Linked DNA regions of Homo sapiens: region 1 is linked to region 2. Evidence: read pairs that join two places in POLR2A ChIA-PET (ENCODE). Cell type or tissue: IMR-90. All regions are shown on one strand.

Region 1 (8,000 bases), 230 kb before region 2:
ATTTAACACTGTCTTCGGAAATGTTTGTTAAGTTCTAACATTTTACTGATAAACTAAGTTAGAAGGCATCTGAAGCTTGATCAGATTTACAAGGTTAAGAGCATATGCTCTACCAAATACTGGGCTATAATTTATTATAATGAACCTCCAGAGGGTTCAGATAAATTCATGCATTCCTTGTGATATGAATTAAAACATGTGCAAAGCCAGGCATGGTGGTGCTTGCCTGTAATCCTAGAAACTCAGGAGGCCAAGGCAGGAGGATTGCTTGAAGCCAGGAGTTAGAGGCTGCAATGAGTTATGATCATGCCATTTCACTCCAGCCTGGGCAACAGAGCAAGACCCCTGTCTCGCTAAGATAGTAATAATAATAATGATAATAATAAAAAAAATAAGAGGTTTACAAAGTGTATCTTCCTGCTGGGCACGGTGGCTCACGCCTGTAATCCCAACACTTTGGGAGGCTGAGGCAGGCGGGTTACTTGAAGCCAGGAGTTTGAGACCAGCCTGGCCAACATGGTGAAACACTGTCTCTACAAAAAACTCAAAAATTAGCTGGGCATGATGGCACATGCTTGTAATCCCAGCTACTTGGGAGGCTGAGTCAGGAAAATCACTTGAACCAGGAGGTGGAGGTTGCAGTAAGCCGAGATTGCACCACTGCACTTCAGCCTGGGCGACAGAGCGAGACTCTCCCTCAGGAAAAAAAAAACAAAAAACAAAAAAACCCCACAAAGTGTATCCTTAATCAAGCCTAGAAGGTAACATCCACCCTTTCCTATATAGGACATATCCTTTGTGTACCAATGACAAAGTCTCTCCAGCTGGAGAGTTCTTAACAGCTGTACTTTGACAAACCAGAAAGGTGCATCACAAGTAACTTGTTACTGATTAACATTAAATTTATTTATTTAAAACTATGAATAATTTGTTTTCTAAATTAAAACAGTTTTAAGTTTCCAGAAGAGAACTCTCTTTATTGTATTTGAGACAGGGTCTCACTCTGTTGCCTAGGCTAGAGTGCAGTAGTGCAATCACAGCTCAGTGCAGCCTCAGCCTCCTGGGTTCGAGAGATCTTGCCACCTTGGCCTCCAGAGTCGCTGGAACCACAGGTGCACACCATTATGCCGGCTAATTTTTGTATTTTTTGTAGCAATGGGGTCTCACTATATTGCCTAGGCTGGTCTCAAACTCCTGGACTCGAGTGATCATGATCCTTCCACCTTGGCCTCCCAAAGTGTTGGGATTATGGGCACGAGCCACCGCATTTGGCTTGAAGAGTACTCTCATTTATACTTCTGATAAGCTTTCTGATGGAAAAGAAAGGCATTTTTAGGCACGAAGCACGAAATGGACAGCACCTTGGGTATACTTTCAGGGACATGAAAAAATGTAATTATTACTTATATGCATCATAGAAGAAAAAATAAGCTTTATAATAGTTGGTTTGGAAAACTAGAGCGAACACAGCATTTCTTATGGATGATGGGAGAAGATGGAATTAACACCAGGCTGATATTAGTTGACAACAAATATCAGAGTGCTTGCTCTGTGCTCTAGTTAATTTGTCAGATTTCACAGGGATTTTTGGTACAAGAAAGCTTTGTGGAATATATGCATTCTATGCGCCAGGCTTAGTGCAAGGTATTATTAGAGAAAAAAGACTTAAAATAGAAGGTACTCTATAGCTATATTAGATCAGGTCAGCACTTGGGAAAGTTAGCTTATAGACCCAGTTTTGCCATTAAATACAGAACTTCATAAAGTTCTATGGCTTCTCTGGGCCTCAGCTTCTTCATCAATAAAATGGGCAGAGGTGAACCAGACGACCTCTAAGGTTCCTTTAGATTCTAAAATGATGTAATTTTTAAAACCTTTGAAATGTTTATTCAGGTCTTCTCTCCTTGAGGTGTTCTTGGGACCGGAGATATTCCATTTGAAACCCTGAGACAACCATACCTCAAGCTCAGAGTGCTTAAGAATTTTCTGCCAGGTGCGGTGGCTCACACCAGTAATCCCAGCATTTGGGGAGGCCAAGGCGGGCGGATCATGAGGTCAGGAGATCGAGACCATCCTGGCTAACACGGTGAAACCCTGCCTCTACTAAAAATACAAAAAAATTAGCCAGTGCAGGCCGGGCGCGGTGGCTCACGCCTGTAATCCCAGCAGTTTGGGAGGCCAAGGCGGGCGGATCACGAAGTCAGGAGATCGAGACCATCCTGGCTAACATGGTGAAACCCCGTCTCTACTAAAAATACAAAAAATTAGCCGGGCGTGGTGGCGGGTGCCTATAGTCCCAGCTACTTGGGAGGCTGAGGCAGGAGAATGGTGTGAACCCGGGAGGCGAAGCTTGCAGTAAGCCGAGATCGCGCCACTGTACTCCAGCCTGGGCGATAGAGCGAGACTCTGTCTCACAAAAAAAAAAAAAAAAAAATTAGCCGGTGTGGTGGCGGGCGCCTGTAGTCCCAGCTACTCGGGAGGCTGAGTCAGGATAATGGCGTGAACCTGGGAGGCAGAGCTTGTAGTGAGCCGAGATCGCGCCACTGTACTCCAGCCTAGGCGACAGAGCGGGACTCCATCTCAGAAAAAAAAAGAAAAAAAGAATTTCCCAAAAGAAGGTATCCTTTAGGTTTTCATCCCTATGCCCCAGTCTGGAATCTCTACACACAGAATTGTGGACAGACTTATAGTCCAGATTGACAATGGCTAGTGATAGATACACTTTATTGTTGCCACTGGCATCAAATTTAAAAGCTTAGGCTGGCAAGCAAGGCCTCTCATTAAACAACCTTCCTTACCTCGTCTGTCCCTATCCGATAAAGCCCTTACTTTTCAGCTGAGTTGGTCACATCCATTTTCCCCTTCCTGTCTCTGTTCTTGCTGGTCCCTCCATCTGGATGGGCAGGGAAGGAAGAATAATGCATATCCGTTATTTCCTTCAAGACCAAGCCCTGTCTTACTTTATGTTTCAACAGCCATGAACACAAGGGATTTCTAGAATTCTACACTACCATACACTATGTTCCCCTGCTTCCTCATGGAGGTTCCTCTATTCTCCACAATTAGACTCTAAAGACGTGGTATTGAGTGGGCACTGACTGAAAGCTTATCTAGTTTATGAGTGGAGTGGAATCTCAGAAGGTAGAAGAATTAAAGGTTCAGGCCTCTCCTACCTTTATCCTGTATCAATCCCAAAACTCTTCTTTCTCCTCCATTATCTTTCCTGTCTATATAACTCCTTATCTTCAAGCTTAATGTAAGGGCAATTCCAGGCATGAAAAGACAACACAGTTTGTACTTTTGGTTTCATATTTTTTCAGTTAATTTCAGTAAAAACATAATATATAAAAGGCATTGCCACCATTTTCCCCTCCTGGGGGTGATCCATCAAGCCAGTGTGGGCTGCTCCAGTGGTTCATAGCTCATCATGCGATATGTGCAGGGCATGGTCACAAAGATCTGCAAATGGCAAACAATTTAAAGGAATATGCCATTCTCATACTGATATCTGCCAGTATCAAGAAAATTTCCCAGACCAAGCTGACACAAACACACACCAACCACCATTCTGCAGAATATATGCTTATAAATGATAAAACATCCCCACTGTCCTCTCACCTGTATCTCAGGGTCAAGGGGACACAAATTCTGAAAGCTGACAGAAAATGTGGAGGAACACCCCAAGTCCCTAAGCCAAGGGAAATGGAAGACAGCTCTTGACCTAATACCAGAGGTTTCTGGGATGGGGGTGTATGGGTGAGTTAGGGAATGTCAGGTTCCACAGAGCTACTAGAACAGGAGATAAAGTGGGGGCAGCTTACCTGTTCGCTTACTGCAAAGTTTGTCTTTAACATTGTCAGCCTCTCGGGAAAAGAATTCAATGAGTTCATCCTCGTATTCCTCCACAATGCTCTCACACTGCCAACCCAAGGGAGAAATGGGTGACACAGGGCAATAAGAGGCCTCTTGCCTTCACTTCCAAAGAGGAGGACAAGGATATCAGCCTAACTTTCTAATTGGTTCTCCAACAACCCCTTAATGTCCAAGAACCAGCTACCGATTCCCATAGCTCACCGCAAACTTGAGGGTGCCGCTAATATCTGAGTCGATTCGGATGCCTTGTAGGTCCAGTTCACTGGATTCTCCATTCCGGCCCACTACACGTACGTAGTTCTTGCGATGGGTGGAAGGATCAATCTGTTCCCCATACTCCTTCATCCGGTCACATATCTCCTCCAGCAGCTCTGTGAGGTGGGCCTCTGAGCGGGCATAAGGCACCTAGAAATGTCCTCAGCCTTGGGTCACTCTCTTCTACCTCTGTACATTAGTAATTTATATCCTTACTTTTCTTTCCAAATCTAGCTCCAACAACCTATTCTAAAAAGCTTTCCCTAATTGATTTTAATTAGTTTTGTTTGTTTGTTTGTTTTTTGAGATGGGGTTTTGCTCTTGTTGCCCAGGCTGGAGTGCATTGGCGCCATCTCGGCTTATTGCAACCTCTGCCTCCTGGGTTCAAGTGATTCTCCTGCCTCAGCCTCCTGAGTAGCTGGGACTACAGGCATGCACCACCACACCCAGCTAACTTTTGTATTTTTAGTAGAGATGGGGTTTCTCTGTGTTGGTCGGGCTGGTCTCAAACTCCAGACCTCAGGTGATCTGCCTGCCTCGGCATCCCAAAGTGCTGGGATTACAGACGTGAGCCACTGTGCCTGGCCTAGTGTGGTTTTCATTTATTTTATTTTATTTATTTATTTATTTTTTTGAGACGGAGTCTCACTCTTTCGCCCAGGCCGGACGCAGTGGCACTATCTTGGCTCAGTGCAAGCTCCGCCTCCAGGGTTCACACCATTCTCCTGCCTCAGCCTCCCGGGTAGCTGGGACTACAGGCGCCCACCACCACGCCCAGCTAATTTTTTGTATTTTTAGTAGAGACGGGTTTCACCGTGCTAGCCAGGATGGTCTCGATCTCCTGACCTAGTGATCCGCCCACCTTGGCCTCCCCAGGTGCTGGGATTACAGGCATGAGCCACCGCGCCCGGCCTGGTTTTAAATTAATATGGTTTACTTGATAGTTTCAAAGTACTTCTTTTTTTTTTTTTTTTTTTTTTTTTTGAGACAGGCCTCACTCCGTTGCCCAGGCTGGAGTGCAGTGGTGTGATGACTGAGGCTCACTACAGCTTGGATCTCCCAGGCTTAGGTGATCCTCCCATCTCAGCCTCACACAGATGCACACCACCACACCCAGCTACTTTTTTATATTTTTTTTGTAGAGACGGGGTCTTGCCATGTTGCCCAGGCTGGTCTCGAACTCCTGTGCTCAAGTGATCTGCCTGCCTTGGCCTCCAAGAGTGCTGGGATTACAGGTATGAGCCACTGTACTTGGCAGTAGTTTCAACTATATGATTTTATTTTACCTCATTGTACAATTCTTTTTTTTTTTCTTTTTTTTTTTGAGATGGAGTTTCACTCTTGTTGCCCAGGCTGGAGTGCAATGGCGCGATCTCGGCTCACCGCAAGCTCCACCTCCCGGGTTCAAGTGATTCTCCTGCCTCAGCTTCCCGAGTAGTTGGGATTACAGGCATGTGCCACCACGCCCAGCTAATTTTGTATTTTTAGTAGAGACGGGGTTTCTCCATGTTGGTCAGGCTGGTCTCAAACTCCCAACTTCAGGTAATCCACCCGCCTCAGCCTCCCAAAGTGCTGGGACTACAGGCATGAACCACCGTGCCCGGCACCTCATTGTACAATTCTAAGAAACAAGACAGTTAACATTAGCTCCAAGTTATAAACAGAATTTTTTGATTAACCTGATCAACTTATACTTCTAATTTCTATAGATGAAGATAATTTTTTTTTAAATTATAGTTTAAGTTCTGAGATACATGTGCAGAACGTGCAGGTTTGTTGCATAGGTATACATGTGCCATGGTGGTTTGCTACACCCATCAACCTGTCATCTACATTAGGTATTTCTCCTAATGCTATCCCTCCCCTAGCCCCCAACACCCCAACAGGACCTGATGTGTGACGTTCCCCTCCCTGTGTCCATGTGTTCATTAATATTTTATTTTTGGCCGGGCGTGGTGGCTCACGCCTGTAATCCCAGCACTTTGAGAGGCCGAGGAGGGTGGCTCACTTGAGGTCAGGAGTTCGAGACCATCCTGACCAACATGGAGAAACCCTGTCTCTACTAAAAATACAAAATTATCCAGGTGTGGTGGTGCATGCCTGTAATCCCAGCTACTCGGGAGGCTGAGGCAGGAGAATCGCTTGAACCCGGGAGGCAGAGGTTGCGGTGAGCCGAGATCGTGTCATTGCACTCCAGCCTGGGCAACAAGCCCTAAACTCCATCTCAAAAAAATAATAATAATTTTGTTTAAATTGAGACTAATATCCTCAGTAAGCACAGTATTAAAGATGTAGTGTAGGCTCTGTGAACAACAGCTATTAAAGTACCATAATCTTTTTTCTTTTCTTTTTTTTTTTTTGAGAGGAGTCTCGCTGTGTCGCCCAGGCTAGAGTGCAGTGGCACCATCTCAGCTCACTGCAAGCTCTGCCTCCCGAGTTCACGCCATTCTTTTCGTCTCAGCCTCCTGAGTAGCTGGGACTACAGGCACCCACCACCACGCCCGGCTAATTTTTTGTATTTTTAGTAGAGACGGGGTTTCACCATGTTAGCCAGGATGGTTTCGATCTCCTGACCTTGTGATCTGCCCACCTCAGCCTCCCAAAGTGCTGGCATTACGGGCGTGAGCCACCGCGCCCGGCCTTTTTTTTTTTTCAAGACAGAGTTTTGTTCTTGTCAACCAGACTGGAGTGCAGTGGTGCGATCTTGGCTCACTGCAACCTCTGCCTCCTGGGTTCAAGTGATTCTCCTGCCTCAGCCTCCTGAGTAGCTGGGACTATAGGCATGAGCCACCACGCCTGGCTACTTTTTTGTATTTTTAGTAGAGACGGAGTTTCACCATGTTGGCCAGGCTGGTCTCGAACTTCTAACCTCAGGTGATCCGCCTGCCTTGGCCTCCCAAAGTGCTGGGTTTTGGTTTTTTTTTGAGACAGGGTCTTGCTGTGTTTCCCAGGCTGGAGTGCAGTGGCACAATCACGGCTTACTGCAGCCTCGACCTCCTGGGCTCAAGTGATCCTCCCACCTCAGCCTTCCAAGCAGCTGTCACTACAGGCACATGCCACCATGCACTGCTAACTTTTGCATTTTTTTGTAGAGTTGGTGTTTTGCCATGATGCCCAGGCTAGCACTGTAATCTTAACACTGCCTTATATATTGCTTATTAGATACACCTTTGTGTACATGTGTGTTGTTTTCGATTAAAATTTCCTAATTATGAGGATAAGACCTTTTATTCTTATTTCTGTTTTTTCATTTTTTATTTTTAGCTCCGACTCAGATTTTGAACGGATGTTTGCATGTATACCACAGTGCTACATTAAAAACCAGTCATGTGGATGTGGAGAAGGGTGCTGATCAGGACTCCCTGTTTGCTAACAAATTCTACAGCAGAAACAAAGTATTAAGGTTTGCAGCCAGGAAGCAAGTGCATGGGGAATAAGCCTGCAGCTTCTTCCAAATGAGACAGAGCCAAATCTTTTTTCTGAGTCTGTTTTCTTCATTTCTATTAAACCAAGGTCCTTTTTAAGCAGTCGAATTTCATCCAAAGCCAGAGTGAGCTACTTTGTTTGGGGGAACAGTAACAGTTACCTCCACCACTGACTGGCTGCCATCTGGATTGATCCGGAAAGATCCCATCTGAATGGTCTTCTTGGGGTCCACCTGGGCAATTTCCCATTCTAGTTCATCCACCAGAGCCCTGCATGCTGGTGGAAGAGGAGAGAATGAGAGCAGGGGACAGGGTAGGGGGTAGGGTGTGAGGAGAATGGGATCAACCCAGGATTTCCATTCATCCTTCTCCCAGGCCTTGGATCTCATGCCCTCCCAAGGCTCTGCTTCCTCCACTTCTTTTTCCCGTTGTGCCTTTACCTCCACA
Region 2 (8,000 bases):
ATTACGTACACATGAATTTCTCCATCTCATCCTCTGCACCTCTTCTAGAGCTAACCACTGTCCTAAATTCTGTATTTATTACTCTCTTGCTTTTTATTTTATTTTATTTTATTTTATTTTTTGAGACTGGGTCTCACTTTGTCACTCGGGCTGGAGTGCAGTGGCTCGATCGTGGCTCACTGCAGCCTCGACCTCCCTGGCTCAAGCAATCCTCCCACCTCAGCCTCCTGAGTAGCTAGGATTACAGATGTGCGTCACCATGCCCAGCTAATTTTTAAATTTTTTGTGGAGACAGGGTCTCACTCTGTCATCCAGAGTGGAGTGCAGTGGCATGATCGTAGCTCAGTGCAGCCTGGAACTCCTGGGCTCCTGTGATCCTCCTGCCTCAGCTTCCCAAGTAGGTAGGACTATAGGCACTCACCACCACACCTGGCTAATTTTAAAATTTTTTTGTAGACACAGGGACTCGCTATGTTGCCCAAGATGGTCTCGAACTCCTGACCTCAAGCGATCCTCCTGCCTTGGCCTCCCAAAGTGCTGGGATTATAGGTGTGAGCCGCGGCACCCAGCCCTATTACTTTTTTTTTTTTTTTTTTTTTTTTTGAGACGGGATCTTCCTCTGTCACCCAGGCTGGAGTGTAGTGGCGTGATCTCAACTCACTGCATCTTCCACCTCCCGGGTTCAGGCAATTCTCATGTCTCAGCCTTCTGAGTAGGTGGGACTATAGGCGCATGCCACTACACCTGGCTTATTTTTGTGTTTTTAGTAGAGACAGGGTTTCACCATGTTGACCAGGTTGGTCTCGAACTCCTGACTTCAAGTGATTCGCCCACCTTGGCCTCCCAAAGTGCTGGGATTACAAGCATGAGCCACTGCGCCCAGCAGCCCTGTTACTTTTTAAAAACATAGTTTTAGTTTTCTGTGGAAGAAAGTGAAGCCAGTTTACTTCTATACTGCCATTTTGGACTGAAAGTCTTTCCCAAAAAACATAGTTTTAAAATCATGTTTAATTAACTTGTTTGCACTGTTCTAAGTACTTTGTATAACTGTATATAATTATATCTATATAATATATAGTTATATAACTATATTTTATCTTATTTAATCCTTACAACTTCATTATTATTATTCCCATCTTATAGATGAGGAAAAGTGAGTTACAGAGAGTTTGAAAATCATACTGCTAGTGAATGGCCCAACTGGGATTTGAACCCGGGTAATCTAGTTCCAAATCTGTGCTTGCAACCACTGCTGTAGTGTCTTATTGCAGCACATAGTCTTCTGTTTTTGTTTTTGTTTTTTTACCTTCAGTTTTGTGTTTTCACGATTCATTCATGTTGCATATAGATGTGGTTTATCCATTTTTTCATGCTTTACAATATTTCATTTGTGAATATACTGTAATTTATCCATTCTCCTACCAAGGGATTTTTGGATTGTTTCTAGATTGTGTTTGTTCATTTTTGCTGTTTTTGAAATTGCTGTTCTGAACATTCTTCTGTATATAGTATCCTTGTGCTAGAGTTTCTCTTGGGTTTCTACCTAAGAGTGGGATTGCTGAGCCATCAGGTATGCGAATATTCCACTTTGGGAGATAATGCTAAATTTATTTCCAAAGTATTGTACCAAATCTGTTTCCATCAACAATGTATAAAATTTGTCATAGATTTACATCCTTTCCATTTTTTGATAATGTCAGACTTCTCTCATTCCCTCTTAAAGCAAACTAATTAGGCTTTTATTCCTACCACTCCACCAAAACTGCTTTTTTGAAAGTCTGCAGTGACTCATGTTATTAAGTAAATGTTTATTTATTTATTTATTTTTTATGATGGAGGCTCGCTCTGTCGCCCAGGCTGGAGTGCAGTGGCACGTTCTCGGCTCACTGCAACCTCCGCCTCCCAGCTTCACGTCATTCTCCTGCCTCAGCCTCCCGAATAGCAGGGACTACAGGCGCCCGCCACCATGCCCGGCTAATTTTTTGTATTTTTAGTAGACACAGATTTTCACTGTGTTAGCCAGGATGGTCTCGATCTCCTGACCTCGTGATCCGCCCGCCTCAGCCTCCTAAAGTGCTGGGATTACAGGCGTGAGACACGGCGCCCAGCCCCAGTAAATGTTTATTTCTTAACTTTCATCTTAACCTATCGACAACACTTGATACAATTGATCACTCTATTCCTTGAGAAACTTTCTTCATTTGACTTATGGAATGCCACACTCTCCTGGTTTTCTTCTTATTTCTATGGCCTCTCTTTTTCTGGTTCCTTTCCTGGTTTCTCCTCATTTTCCTGACCTCTAAACCTTGGAGTACCCCAGGACTCAGTCCTTGAGCCTCTTTTCTGTCTATACTTCTCTCTTCATAGTTTTATCCAGGTCTTGGACGGGTGCAGTAGCTCATGCCTGTAACCTCAGCACTTTGGGAGGCTGAGGTGAGCAGATTGCTTGAGCTCAGGAGTTTGAGACCAGCTGGGGCAACATGGTGAAACCCTGTCTCTACCAAAAATGCAAAAATTAGCCAGGCGTGGTGGTGCATGCCTGTGGTCCCAGCTACTCGGGAGGCTGAGGTGGAAGGATCACTTGAACCCAGGAGGCAGAGGTTGCAGTGAGCTGAGATTGTGCCACTGCACTCCAGCCTGGGTGACAGAGGGAGACTCCATCTCAAAAAAAAAAAAAAAAAAAATTTATATCCAGTCTCATAGCTTTGAATAGCACCCGTATGACGGAACTCTCAACTTGGACTGGAACTCTCAACTTGGACTGCCCTCCTGTATTTTAGATTTATATATTTAACATTACACCTGACACCTCCATTTAGACATTTATTAGACATTTCAAACTTAACATATTTAAACAGAGCTCCTGCCTGCTCTTCTCCTCCCTGCCCTGCCAAAACTGTTCTCTGTCTCAGTAAATGGCAACTTCATTCTTCCATATGCTCAGACCAAAAACCTTAATATTATCCTTGACCTTCTTTTCCCCCCATAACTCCATATCTAATGGCATACTACTAGTATCTACTTTATTGAGCTGTTAGTAATGAATGCCTGGCACATAGTAAATGATCATTAAGGTTAACGATTGTCCTGGTGTGGTGGCTAACACCTGTAATCCTAGCACTTTGGGAGGCCAAGGCAGGTGGGTGGATCACCTGAGGTCAGAAGTTTGAGGCTAGCCTAGCCAACATGGCGAAACCCTGTCTCTATTAAAAATACAAAAATTAGCTGGGCGTGGTGGCGCACACCGTAATCCCAGCTACTCGGGAGGCTGAAACAGGAGAATCACTTGAACCTGGGAGGTGGATTTTGCAGTGAGCTGAGATCACGCCATTGCACTCCAGCCTGGGTGACAAGAGTGAAACTCTGTCTCAAAAAAAAAAAAAAAAAAAAAAAAAAAATCCCAGCACTCTGGAAGGGCGAGGCAGGCAGAGTACCTGAGGTCAGGAGTTCTGCCCGGCTAATTTTTGTATTTTTGTAGTGATAGGGTTTCACCATGTTACCCAGGCTGTTCTTGAACTCCTGGACTCAAGTAATCCTCCCACCTCAGCCTCCCAAAGTGCTGGGATCACAAGCATGAGCCACCATGCCTGGCCTGAGCTTCTTGAAAGAGTAGTCCATATAGAGTCTCTGTTTCCTTACCTCCTACTCTTTTTCTTAGTAAGATCTTTTCCTTCCTTCCTTCCTTCCTTCCTTCTTTCTTTTCTCTCTTTCTCTCCTTCTCTCCTTCTTTCTTTTTTTTTTTTGTTTGTTTGTTTGAGATGGAGTCTCACTCTGTCTCCCAGGCTGGAGTGCAGTGGCGTGATCTTGGCTCACTGCAACCTCCACCTGGTGGGTTCAAGCAATTATCCTGCCTCAGCCTTCCTAGTAGCTGGGACTACAGGCGTTTGCCACCATGCCTGGCTAATTTTTTGTATTTTCAGTGGAGACGGGGTTTCACCATGCTGGCCAGGCTGGTCTTGAACTCCTGACCTCATGATCTGCCCCCCTTGGCCTCCCAAAGTGCTGAGTTTACAGGCATGAGCCACTGCACCTGGCCTATTTTTATTTTTAATTGTGACAAATATACATAACATAAAATTTACCATCTTGAACTTTTTTTTTTTTTTTTGAGACGGAGTCTTGCTCTGTTGTGCAGGCTGGAGTGCAGTGGCATGATCTTGGCTCACTGCAACCTCCGCCTCCCAGGTTCAAGTGATTCTCCTGCCACAGCCTCCCAAGTAGCTGGGATTACGGGCACCTGCCATCACACCTGGCTAATTTTTGTATTTTTAGTAGAGACGAGTTTTCACCAGGTTGGTCAGGCTGGCCTTGAACTCCTGACCTCAAGCAGTCCACTCACCTCAGCCTCCCAAAGTGCTGGGATTACAGGCGTGAGGCGCCCACCTTGCCTGGCTCATCTTGAACATTTTAGTATACAGTTTAGTAGCATTAAGTGCATTTACATTGTTGTGCAACCCATCTCCAGAATTCTTTTCATCTTACAAAACTGAAACTCTATACCCATTAAACAACTCCACATTCTCCTCTCCCTCCAGCCTCTGGCAACCACTGTTCTACTTTCTGTCTCGATGAATTTGACTATCCTATGTACCTTATGTAAGTGGAATCATACAATATTTTTGTGACTGTCTTATTTCACTTGGTGTAATGTCCTCGTGGTTCACCTATGTTGTAGCTTGTGTCAGTGTTTCCTTGCCTTTCACCCTGAATAATGTTTCATTGTATGTACAACATATAGCACATATTTGTTTATTCATTTTCCCATTGATGGATACTTGGGTTGCTTCTGCCTTTTGGCTGTTGTGAATAATGTTGCTATGAACTTGAGTGTACAAATACATTCAAGTGTCCCTTTGAGACACTGCTTTCAATTCTTTTGGGTATATACCCAGAAGTGGAATTGCTACATCATATGGCAAGTCTATTTTTAACTTTTTCAGGAACCACTGTCCTGTTTTCAACACTGCACAAGGGTTCCAATTTCTCTGCATCCTTACCAACACTTGTTGTTTTCTGCCTTTTTTTTTTTTTTTTTATAAGTAGCCATCCTGATGGGTGTGAGGTGGTATCCCATGGTTTTGATTTCTGTTTCTCTAATGATTAGTGATGTTGAACGTCTTTTCACATTTGTGAAATGTCATTTGTAAATCTTCTTTGGAGATAAGTCTATTCAAGTCCTTTGCTTATTTTATTTTATTTATTTATTTATTTATTTATTTGAGACAGAGTTTTGCTCTTTTTGCCCAGGCTGGAGTGCAATGGCATGATCTCGGCTCATTGCAACCTCCACCTCTTGGGTTCAAGTGACTCTCCTGCCTCAGCCTCCCGGGTAGCTGGGATTACAGACGTGCACCACCATGCCCAGCTAATTTTTGTATTTTTAGTAGAGATGGGGTTTTGCCATGTTGGCCAGGCTGGTGTCGAACTCCTGGCCTCATGTGATCCACCCACCTCAGTCTCCCAAAGTGCCTGGAATTACAGGCATGAGCCACCACACCCGGCCCATCTTTGGGATTTTGATAGGGATTACATTGAATCTGCAGATTACAGGCATGAGCCACTACACCTAGCCCATTTTTGGGATTTTGATATGGATTACACTGAATCTGCAGATTGCTTTGAGTAGTACTGATATCTTTTTTTTTTTTTTTTTTTTTTTTTTTCTGAGACGGAGTCTCAGGCTGTCTCACTCTGTCACCCAGGCTGGAGTGCAGTGATCTCAGCTTACTGCAACCTCCGCCTCCCGGGTACAAGCAATTCTCTGCTTCAGCCTCCTGAGTAGCTGGGATTACAGGCGCCTGCCACCAAGCCCGGCTAATTTTTGTATTTTTAGTAGAGATACGGTTTCACCATCTTGGCCAGGCTGGTCTTGAACTCCTGACCTCGTGATCCACCCGCCTTGGCCTCCCAAAGTGCTGGGATTACAGGCGTGAGCCACCGCACCTGGCCCTGATATCTTAACAATGTTAATGCTTCCAATCCATGAGCATGGAGTGTCTTTCCATATATTTGTGTCTTCTGCAATTTCTTTTAGTAATGTTTTTGGCTTTCACTGTACAAGTCTTTTGCCTCCTTGGTTAACCTTATTCTTAAGCATATTATTATTTTTGGTGCTATTAGAAATGGAACAGTTTTAATTTCCTTTTCAAATCATTCGTTGTTAGTTATATAAAATTCAGAAATTCTTTTTTTTTTTTTTTTTTGAGACAGAGTCTTGCTCTGGTGCCCAGGCTGGAGTGCGGTGGCGCAATCTCGGCTTACTGCAACCTCCGCCTCCCAGGTTCAAACAATTCTCCTGCCTCAGCCACGCAAGTAGCTGGGATTACACGTGCACACCACCACGCCCAGCTAACTTTTTGTATTTTTAGTAGAGATGAGGTTTCACCATGTTGGCCAGGCTGGTCTGGAACTCCTGAACTCAAGTGATTCACCCACCTCAGCCTCCCAAAGTACTAGGATTACAGGCGTGAGCCACTGCGCCCAGCCAGAATTCAGCAATTCTATAAGTCTATGTTTGTGTATTGATTCAGCAAATCAGATATTGCCTTTCTGTTATAGAGGGTAAAGATTTATTTCTCTTAAACCCCGTGCCCTTATGTTCCAGCTTCCCCTTTCTTCCCACCTTCTGTGTATAAGTTGTGTCATGATTTTTAGTTAAACCAGTATTCAGTATTTATATTATTATGATTTTATAAGTATTATTTCTAGCTAAGCTATATAATATGCTATGATAATAGTTCCTTTGTTCAATTTTTGTTTTCCCTGGAGTTAATAATTACCTTGTTTTCTTAGTTTTATTTTATATAATAGACAGTATTTTTACATACCAGTTACTGTTCTTTTATTTTTTTTGAGATGGAGTTTCGTTCGCTCTTGTTGCCCAGACTGGAGTGCAATGGCGTGATCTCGGCTCACTGCAACCTCTGCCTCCCAGGTTCAAGTGATTCTCCTCCCTCAGCCTCCTGAGCATACCAGTTACTGTTCTAAGCCCTTTATAAAATTTAACTCACATAAACCTTCTAAAAACTGAGAGGCCGGATGCTTCATTACATTCCAGCTTCACTGGCCTTCTATTCCTTCCAAAGTCCCACCTTATAGCTTTTAACCGTGTGCTCCCTCTTTCTGGAATGATCTCTTTCATTCTCCGAATGGCTAGTTTCTTCTCATCCTTGAAGTCTTTCATACTTAAATGTCATCTTTCTGACTAGTCTAATGAAAATAGGCCACAGCCTTCTTTTTGTCTTTTTTTTGGTAGCCCATTTATCACAGTGGGTAATTATTAAATTATTTTATGATTATTTGATTAATGTCTCTCTCCCCACTAAATACTCCTGAAAATTTTATTAGGGCCAGAGCCATGTCTGGTTTAGCTAAGCATTTTGTCCTTGGTACCTAACGTAGTACCTAGTACTCTAAAGTGGGCATTGAATATTTATTGAATGAATAGATGTCAGCTCCTTTTATGTTTCAGGCAGCATGATAAGAGTTTTACATGTATGTATGTATGTATTTATGTATTTATTTGTATTTACATATATGTATATATTTATTTATTTATTGCAAAAGGGGATCTCACTTTCTGTCCCAGGCTGGAGTGGAGTGGTGTGATCATAGCTCACTGCAGCCTCAAACACCTGAGCTCAGGTGATCCTCCTGCCTTAGCCTTCCATGTAGCCGGGACTACAGGTGTACACTAACACACCCAGCTGATTTTTAAAAAACTGTTTTTTATAGAGACAAGGTCTCACTATGTTGCCCAGACTGATCTCGAACTCCTGGCTTCAAGTGATCCTCCCACCTCAGTCTTCAGAGTAGCTGGGATTATAGGCAAGAATAACCACACCTGGCTACCTGCATTTATTTTAATCCCCACAACAGTCCTATTTCATAGGTGTTGTTAACTGTCCCCATTTTATAGGTGAGGTCAAGCAACTTATCCAAAGTCACACAGCTAATACAAGACAATGGTAGAATTAAACCTAAATATTGGCTGGGCTTGG

The links. ChIA-PET counts read pairs that join two places held together with the same protein. Peaks named below come from ENCODE experiments on the same cell type or tissue, not always from the same donor. Only the 100,000 strongest peaks of a DNase experiment are listed, where the experiment ranks them.
Region 1: POLR2A ChIA-PET joins it to region 2 with 5 read pairs; 4 of 35 experiments call an interaction of 5 or more read pairs at or near these places.

What each region holds. Positions count from the first base shown.
Region 1 is chr12:56,307,137-56,315,136 of GRCh38, forward strand. CNPY2 (canopy FGF signaling regulator 2) reads right to left here. Exons shown (of 6, transcript NM_014255.7): 2 at 7,994-8,000; 3 at 7,715-7,830; 4 at 4,075-4,278; 5 at 3,822-3,918; 6 at 2,708-3,459. The coding sequence ends at 3,416. CNPY2-AS1 (CNPY2 antisense RNA 1) reads left to right here and starts at 4,278. Exons shown (of 2, transcript XR_002957416.2): 1 at 4,278-5,363; 2 at 7,393-7,672. In IMR-90, no CTCF peak of the experiment used is centred here; no DNase peak of the experiment used is centred here; H3K4me3 peaks cover 247 bases; H3K27ac peaks cover 238 bases.
Region 2 is chr12:56,532,831-56,540,830 of GRCh38, forward strand. The region is part of intron 1 of RBMS2 (RNA binding motif single stranded interacting protein 2); the gene reads left to right. Among named protein-coding and RNA genes, the nearest start is that of RBMS2, 15 kb to the left of the region's middle. In IMR-90, no CTCF peak of the experiment used is centred here; a DNase peak (open chromatin) is centred at 4,481; H3K27ac peaks cover 218 bases.